Regions from separate parts of the Homo sapiens genome. Here region 1 is linked to region 2. Evidence: chromatin contacts called from ENCODE Hi-C or POLR2A ChIA-PET data. All regions are on one chromosome and are shown on one strand. The core of a region is the stretch at or near the end of the contact, and the rest is flanking DNA. Distances in the headings are between cores, read along the strand shown. Region 1 holds the start of PTPN21 (protein tyrosine phosphatase non-receptor type 21). Region 2 overlaps EML5 (EMAP like 5).

Region 1 (3,583 bases), core at 474-2,973, 110 kb before region 2:
GATCTATCCATAAGAATGGCTTGCTTTTTGCTTATTTATATAAAACCCACTATGTTAAAACAATGATTTTGTTTAATAATTTACAAATTTATCAATGATTTATACATCTTAATTTTCAGTAATATGCAGTATTTGTTGCCAAATGGTGTAATACAATTATGAATGTCTGAAGATAATAAAACCAAGATGAGTAGAAATTTAAGAGTTCTTTGGGGAGGTCTGTTTCAGGTATAAAATAATATGCAATAATATGAAAGTGATTGGGTCTGGAATTATAATTTACTAAAGTAAACATAATTTATAAATAGCTATTAAAGGAAAACTAGGATATAATTTTTTCTCTACAAAATCTTTCCGTTTTGTGGTAAGTAAACAGATACATACTAGATTCTGCTTCAGTACAAGTTTACAAAAGGCAGTCTGAACTATTTGTGAATTCATTTTAATTTTCCCTCTCTACAACCCTTTCCAAAAGTTCCTCAAATACACTTTACCTCTCAATCTTACAGCGTTTCCCCTTTCCTATTAAGGTCCTTACCACATGTAATTTTGCCAAAGTTGCTTTAAAATAAAATAAGCACTAAAAGGAGAGAGTATGTGACATTTTTAGAGTAATATCTATAGCTATAGCATTAAACCCATGTTTCTCACGGAGAAAACATCTGTGCGTAGATGCTCCAGAATAAAATGCCCTAGAAACGAAACGGACTATATTCAGAGTAAAATTACTGTCGTGTCCCAAACTTAAAAAAATAAATAAACTGTCAGCAACTATTAGGCATACAGCAGTTGTCACTTGGAGCACACGAATGTTCTGAATGTGTTTGTGAGCATACGCTATTAGTATAAGGCTTTCTCAGCAAAAAAGAAAATAGGACGAGCATGCCAAGAGCGGCCAATCTAATCAGGATTTGCAGAAATCACAAGTCGGAATTTGCAGATCCAAGAATTCTTGTTTCCAGAGTAAATACTCTACTCCAAAAACAAACCCAGGCGTTACCAAACAGTCCTTCCCTGCGCCCCTTCTCGCCAAAGTTATCTGGCGAATTTCACGTTTATATATTCTGAGAGGCACAAATATGCCTAACACATTTAAAACCCTGATCCAGAATTAACCCGCAACAATCGGCCAGGGCGTTCGGAATAGAAGTTCAAGACTCCTTTTAGAAATTACTCAAGTATATGAGAGCGAACCTGAAAAACAAGACTTTTCTCTTTGTTACGCTCCCGCTACGGGTCTGGCCGCCGCGCCCCATTCTCCGGGATTCCGGGGCCGCGGGCGCGCTCCGGGGTCCGGGCGAGTGGACACACCCCACCGCTCGGGCCAGCCGCCCGCCCCTCCCGCCGGCCGGGGACCGCGCCCTCACCTGCTCCCGCTCCCGCTCCCGCATCCTCGGGGCCGCGCGCCCCGCTCAGCGACCCGCCTCCCGGGGCCCCGCCGCGCGGCCGCCGCAGCCGCACCCGCACGCCAGCCCGGGCCGCGGCGCGCTCATGGGGCTCGCACGCCTCACTTCCTGTCTCCAAAAACCCGGCTCGCAGACCATTCCCCTGGGCAGAGTCCGGCGGTGGCGACGGCGAGGGGCGAGGCCTGGAGGTGGGACCGGCCGGCGAGGAGCGCCGCACAAAGAAGCCCCGTGGGGGCGGGGGGTGGCAGGAGGACGGACAGACCGTCGGACCGACGCGGGACGCGCGGCCGGAGCAGCGGGGCGGCCGGGCCCAGGCGTCCCTCCCCCTGAGCCGGGCGGGCGGATCCGGGGAGGCGGCGGCGGCCCGTGACCTCAGAGAGTTGGAATGCGGGCAGCCGCGCGGGGGAGGCGCGGACAGCTGCGCCCGGCCGCCGGGGAGGGGGCGCGCCGCTGCTTTTTTTAATCGTATGACCACTTATTTTAAGAGTTTCCAAATAAAGCAAGGCTTTTAATAAAATGAGTGGAGGGGGTATTATTTAGGTTCCAGATAAAGGGTTTTATTCCTGTGTTATTAGGTAGGCTGTAAAATGCTGTTATTGATGGTTATTCGTTTACTCTGGTATATTTCTGAACACTATTGGAATACATTTCTTCTTTTCCTGCTTGCTCCTAAGGTTATGCCCCATATAACTAGACACTTCCAGTACTGGGTGGGAAAGCCCCCCCACCAAAAATGGTTCATATGCCTCAAATAACCTGTCAGTCCCCAAAAGGGAGCTGTCTGCTTATGCAATATAGAGCAGAACTGTTAAGGATGGAGACTTGACAAAGTTGTCAAATCCCAGCTCCAACATTTACTAGCTGGATGACCTTGTGCAAGTTTCTTAACTTCTCTTTACCTGTTTCCTCTCCTATAAAAGAGGGATATTAATATCTTTGCACAGCAGGGGTGGGGGAAATAAATACTAAGCAATATCCAATAACTTGTGTAAAGTATATATGAAGTGTTTCGTTTAAGGTTTATTATACAGTATTCTTGTACTGCATTATTACTGTATTGCAGCACTTAAGCTGAGGAATAAAACTGTGTGACCCTACCACTATTACAATAGTGTAAGATCTTTTCTTGGCATGTGGAACACAGAACCTTTTAATTTATGTAAATTTTAATTTCAGTGATTTTGTTTTAATGCTGTTGTTTCTGGAAAGCTTTTTAAAGTATTGTTTCATGTAAATCTCATTTTCTTAAACAATTAACAAAAACTTTTGAATACTTAACTCTGCATGAGACGTGGTCCCTGCACAACACGGACTTTTGGTTTAGTGGGTGATAAACGCACCTGCACACCACACACGCAGTACAAGGCCAAAGTGGGGAGCATTGTCATAGAGGTATGAGTGCTATCCAAGAGCAAAGCCCAGCAAGGTGCATCTTGGGTCGTTTAGCTAAAGGCAAATAAGATTACCTGTGTTTCTAAGGGAAAAAAAATAGATCAATTCTGTTTGTAATTGATATTTCAACTGAACTCTATGAGGGGGTCAATTTGTGTGTGAGCAAAGAAAAGAGATCTAAAAAGAAGTCACTTTGCTGGCTTCCCAAGGTAGAAAAACTGGAATCATGTGTGACTTCTCCCATTATCATCTCCAGCCTGTCATCAAGACCTGGTATTTCCTCCTTTGAAATGTCTCATGAATTCTTTGTTTCCTTTCTGTTCCCCCTGGAACATTCTAAATCCAAACCCTCATCATTTTACATCCGGATTATTGCAACAAGGGTGGTCTCCTGGCATCTGGTTTCTCAGTTCTCTCTTATTTCCTTGCTAATACCAGGCTTCCTTCTCTTATCACTCTTAATGGACTCCCAAGGTTAAGTTCTTCTGCCTGACCTATAGGGACTTTCCAAACGGGCCTCTCTGACCACCTATATCGCTTTCTGCCCCTGTCAAGCTTTGCCCCTGGCCAGCAGCCCCTCCTGCCCTCTTTCCACTTGTCTAAGCCTTCTGCTTCTCTGCAAGTAAGACTCTGCTTCCAGGATGACTTTCTAGCCACACCATTCCACAGTGATCTCCACACTTGGCAAGAACTGTAAAAGTTGTTTCATGACGGCTTCTTTTATATCTCCTAGGATTCCTAGGACAGTACTGGGCAAAGAGTAGGCACTAAATAAAAACTTGTTA
Region 2 (4,088 bases), core at 150-2,649:
ATTTTTAAAAATCTAATAGGCCATTATTAAAGGTAGGAAGATACATCTGTATATATACGTTTCAGAACCATATATGAAATGATATTTTTATTATTAATGATAAATTAATATCGTTCATTAATGTCATTAATGATGTTAACATTCGTAAAAATAAGGGTTAGTGCTGCATTGATAAACACAAAAAAGGGCTTACCCTAACAGCAAGGGTTGCAGCAAACATATTCAAAAGCCCTAAGGATTTTGGTATCTTGTATGAAATCTGATGAGGAAAGGACAGGGTATATACAGAATGAAAAGTTATAGCATAAGTTGAGAACAAGTAGTCATTTAATTATCAAGCATACATTGGAAATGAAGAAATCTAAGATGTGATTTCTCAGATTTGAGAGTCAAGAGATGATGATGACCTGGAGCTGGGTGGCAGCAGTGGAGGTGATAAGAGGAAGGATTTGGATATATTTCAAAGATAGAGCTGGCAGAACTTTGACCAACTGGATGTGGGGTGAAAGGCGTCAAGGGCATGGTTTTGCTTGAGTGGTGATGCCATTTACTGAGATGGGATAAACTAGAGGAGGAACCACCAGTGCTTAGTTCTGTACAAATTAAGTTAAAGATGCCTATGAGAAGTTCAAGTGAAGACATGAAGGAGACAATTTAATATATGAATCCTTTTCAGGAGCTGCATATAATGTTTGTTATATGTATATCTTTATTTGTGTATATTAACTATTTGACTTTTCTCTCCTTTTTCTCCTTCATATTTTATACAAGTTTGTTGGAGGTTAACTTTACAATTTTGTGTTAAAAGAATATTCCTTGTGTTAAAAGAATATAAGACCGTGACTAAATTTGAGAATAGCGTAGGTCTTCTCTCTTTAGGGGTGAGAACTACTTCACTTGTACCAAGGGTAGCTGCATCTCTTTGGGTAGAAACATAAGGTTAGTTCTGTGATTGTACTGAAGTTCAAATGTGTGTATAAAGGTTCATGTGGATCCTGACTAGCCAGAGGGGAAGACTGTGCTGGTTATTAATTTATTGCCTCTCAGTTCCAAATCTGCCACTTTGGGCCTCACAGACTTTTTTGCTAGCTTGCCAGTAGAGGGAGCTGGAGAGACACTACAAGGCCAAAACAGAAGTGACTCCCTTCCTCCAGTGTGCTGTTTTACTAACAGAGCCCGGGCACTGGCATGAAGGGGGCCTGATGGCATTCACCAGAGTGGCAGCCCCAACTGCCTCTTTCAGCAAGTTTCTCCACCATCACTGTAATGGCTCTAACAATTTAGCTGCAATTTGCGGACTTCAGGAAGATTCTCTGGCAGGAGTCCTCACAGTTCAATGATTTTGCCCTAGGTTAAGCTCTTCAAGCAGTGGTTCTGACCATTCAGCTCTGGCCTGCTGCCTCTGGCAAGCTTCTCCTTCACCAAGTGACTACTCTCACTGTTCCACTGAGGGCTGCACCCTCTGGCAAGCTTTTTCGCCACAAGCTCACTGAATGTTCTGGTGGCAGCCACACCATTTCCAAACAGGTCTGAATCACCTTTAACTTGTTCACTCTCCCTTAGTACTAGGGTTGCTGCTTTCTATGGTGGCTACCTCTAAGGCTTTTTCAGTAGGTAATCACTTTTTGCTAGTTAGCAATTCTTTTTATTAAATTCCCACTGTTCAAATAAGCCTTGTAGTCTCATCTTCTGACTGGACAGTGACCGACTGAATCTAAAGTGTGAGTGTACATATGAAAAGAAAAGTCCGGGGAGAAGCGCTGGAGCAGTCCTAAATGCAGAGTGCAGGAAGAAGAGATAGCACTAGCAAAGGAAACAGAAAAAGGGAGTCAGTGAAGTAGAGAGAAGAAACAGACACGCACGGGTTCCAGAGACAAGTGAATAAAGTATTTCAGAAAAAAAAAAGGGAATGATAAATTGTGTCACAAACTGCTGTGAGGTGAATACACTGAGAACCAGGAAGTGATCAACAGATTGGCAGCAGGTTAAATGGACAAGTAGGGAAAAAAGCCTAATTGGAGTGGGTTATGGAGCTACTGTCATGTGAACACACAGAGAAGGGCGCCTCAACTATTTTGAGGAGTTCTGCTACAAAAGAGGGAAGAGAAACAGAATAGTAGTGAGGTCAATTATCACAGTTCCCTGTTTTACTCAATGCTTATTCTGCTGGTTGGGTGCAGGCATAAAGCAGGTAGAAAGTTGAGTTTAAGGGAAGATTAATATAGTAAGTATCCTTTAAAATTCATAGCTGAGATCATTGAAAAATTAGAAACATTTTCTAGTTATCAAAATTAAAAGGGGAGCAGAAACCCAGAGCAAAAAAGCCACATTTGGAAGGGGAGGGGCCAAGAAAGCCAACTAGAAACAGCTGTGGTCAGAGGCTCCCACCAAGAAGACCGAAAACGGCAAGTGAATCCTGCACCAGCAACTGAGGTATCCAGGTTCTCTCATTGGGACTGACAAGGTGGTTGGCATGACCCATGGAGAGTGAGGAAAAGCAGGGTGGAGTGACAGCCCACCTGGGAGCTGCACAGGACAAGGGGAGCTCCTACTCCCAGCCAAGAGAGGCAGTGAGTGATTGTGCTATCCTGCCCGGGAAACCACACTTTTTCCATGGATCTGTGCAACTGGTGGATCAGGAGATCCCCTCCGTGAGCCCATGCCACCAGTTCCTTGAGTCCCAAGCATAGAGCTGCACAGATTCTCAGTGGCCACTTAGCTACAGACTGCCGAAGACTACCAAGTTCCTGGGGGAAGGGACGGCTGTCATCACTTTGGCTGTCTGCTGCCTCAGATGACTGAGCTCCCTGGGCGAGGGGCAGCAGACATCACTGCAGCTCCAGTCTGCCATTTCTCCTCTGATGGTGCCTGGGAAAATAGACAGTTTAGACCCAGGAGGAATTCACCACAGTGCAGCACAGAGGCTGTGGCAGATGGTGGCCAGACTGCCTCTTTAGGTCGGACCCTGACCATAACCCCTCACTGTGCGGGGCCTCCCTGCAGGAATTTCAGCAACTCCAGCCAGAGGTTTGTGGACAGAACTCTGATCTCCCAGGGACTGAGCTCCTAGAGGGGAGGGGCATCCGTGGTCTCCATGGATCAGCAGACTTAGTCTTTCCCTCTACCAGCTCTGAGGAATCTGGGCAGTCAGGACAAGTGGGATTTCCCCCAGTGTAATGCACCCCCTCTGCCAAGGGGTAGTCAGAGTGCTTCATTAAGTGGGTCCTGGATCCTGTACCTCCTGACTGGGTGAGACCACCCCAACAGGGGTTGCTAGACACCTTATACAGGGGCGTTTCCACTGGTATCAGTTCAGTGACCCTCTGGGACAGAGATCCCAGGGAAAGGAGCAGGCAGCTACCTTTACTGTTTTGCAGCCTCCACTGGTGATACCTCGAGGTGTGGGAGGGACCCAGGCAAAGAAGGTCTGGAGTGGACCTCCAGCAAACCTCAGCTGGAAGAGGAAGAGGGGTCTGACTGTTAAAAGAAAAACAGGCCAGGCATAGTGGCTCATGCCTGTAATCCCAGCACTTTTGGGAGGCCGAGGCAGGTGGATCATGTGGTCAGGGGTTCAAGACCAGCCTGACCAAGATGGTGAAACCCCATCTCTACTAAAAAAAAAACAAAAAAAATTAGCTGGGTGTGGTAGCAGGTGCCTGTAATCCCAGCTACTTGGGAGGCTGAGGCAGAGAATTGCTTGAACCCAGGAAGTGGAGGTTGCAGTGGGCCAAGATCATGCCACTGCACTCCAGCCTGGGTGATAGAGCAGGACTCCATCTCAAAAAAAAAAAAAAAAAGGAGAAAAAAGAAAAACAAACACCAACAACAAAAGCATCAACAAAAAAAGTCCCTGCAAAAACCCCATCCAAAGTTCAGCAGCCTCAAAGACTGAAGCTAGATAAACTCACAAAGATGAGACAGAATCAAAGAAAAAAAATGCTGCAAACTCAAAAAGCCAGAGTGCCTCTTCTCCTCCAAATTAACACAACACCTCTCCAGCAAGGGCACAGAACTGGGCAAAGGCTGAGATGGATGAATTGACAGAAGTAGGCTTCAGAAGGTGGGTAATAATGAATTTTGCTGAGCTA

Evidence for each region. A loop is a pair of places that touch in the nucleus more often than their neighbours do. ChIA-PET counts read pairs that join two places held with the same protein, here RNA polymerase II (POLR2A). Pooled maps may share reads with other maps.
Region 1: a map of naive thymus-derived CD4-positive, alpha-beta T cell shows a loop between it and region 2 (8-fold over the local background). The contact joins the promoter of PTPN21 here to the enhancer-like site in region 2. A Hi-C loop is called at or near these places in 1 of 168 maps with a recorded cell type or tissue (naive thymus-derived CD4-positive, alpha-beta T cell), 15 of 37 single-sample maps with no recorded cell type and 12 of 50 pooled maps. POLR2A ChIA-PET finds 5 or more read pairs at or near these places in 2 of 52 experiments (GM12878 and MCF 10A).

Annotation. Positions count from the first base shown.
Region 1 is chr14:88,553,284-88,556,866 of GRCh38, forward strand. It overlaps PTPN21 (protein tyrosine phosphatase non-receptor type 21), which reads right to left and starts at 1,724. Exons shown (of 19, transcript NM_007039.4): 1 at 1,368-1,724. LOC124903405 (proline-rich protein 2-like) reads right to left here and starts at 3,507. Exons shown (of 2, transcript XM_047432047.1): 1 at 3,480-3,507; 2 at 1,374-1,777. The coding sequence starts at 3,507. The coding sequence ends at 1,413. RefSeq lists a silencer at 1,682-1,731.
Region 2 is chr14:88,666,540-88,670,627 of GRCh38, forward strand. All of the region lies in intron 21 of EML5 (EMAP like 5), which reads right to left. Among named protein-coding and RNA genes, the nearest start is that of ZC3H14, 110 kb to the left of the region's middle. RefSeq lists an enhancer at 1,856-2,035. Within about 2 kb of position 1,400, at least 6 of the 41 ENCODE cell types and tissues checked have a DNase peak (open chromatin) inside an H3K27ac peak, as active enhancers do; they include GM12878, where a contact is called at or near this core.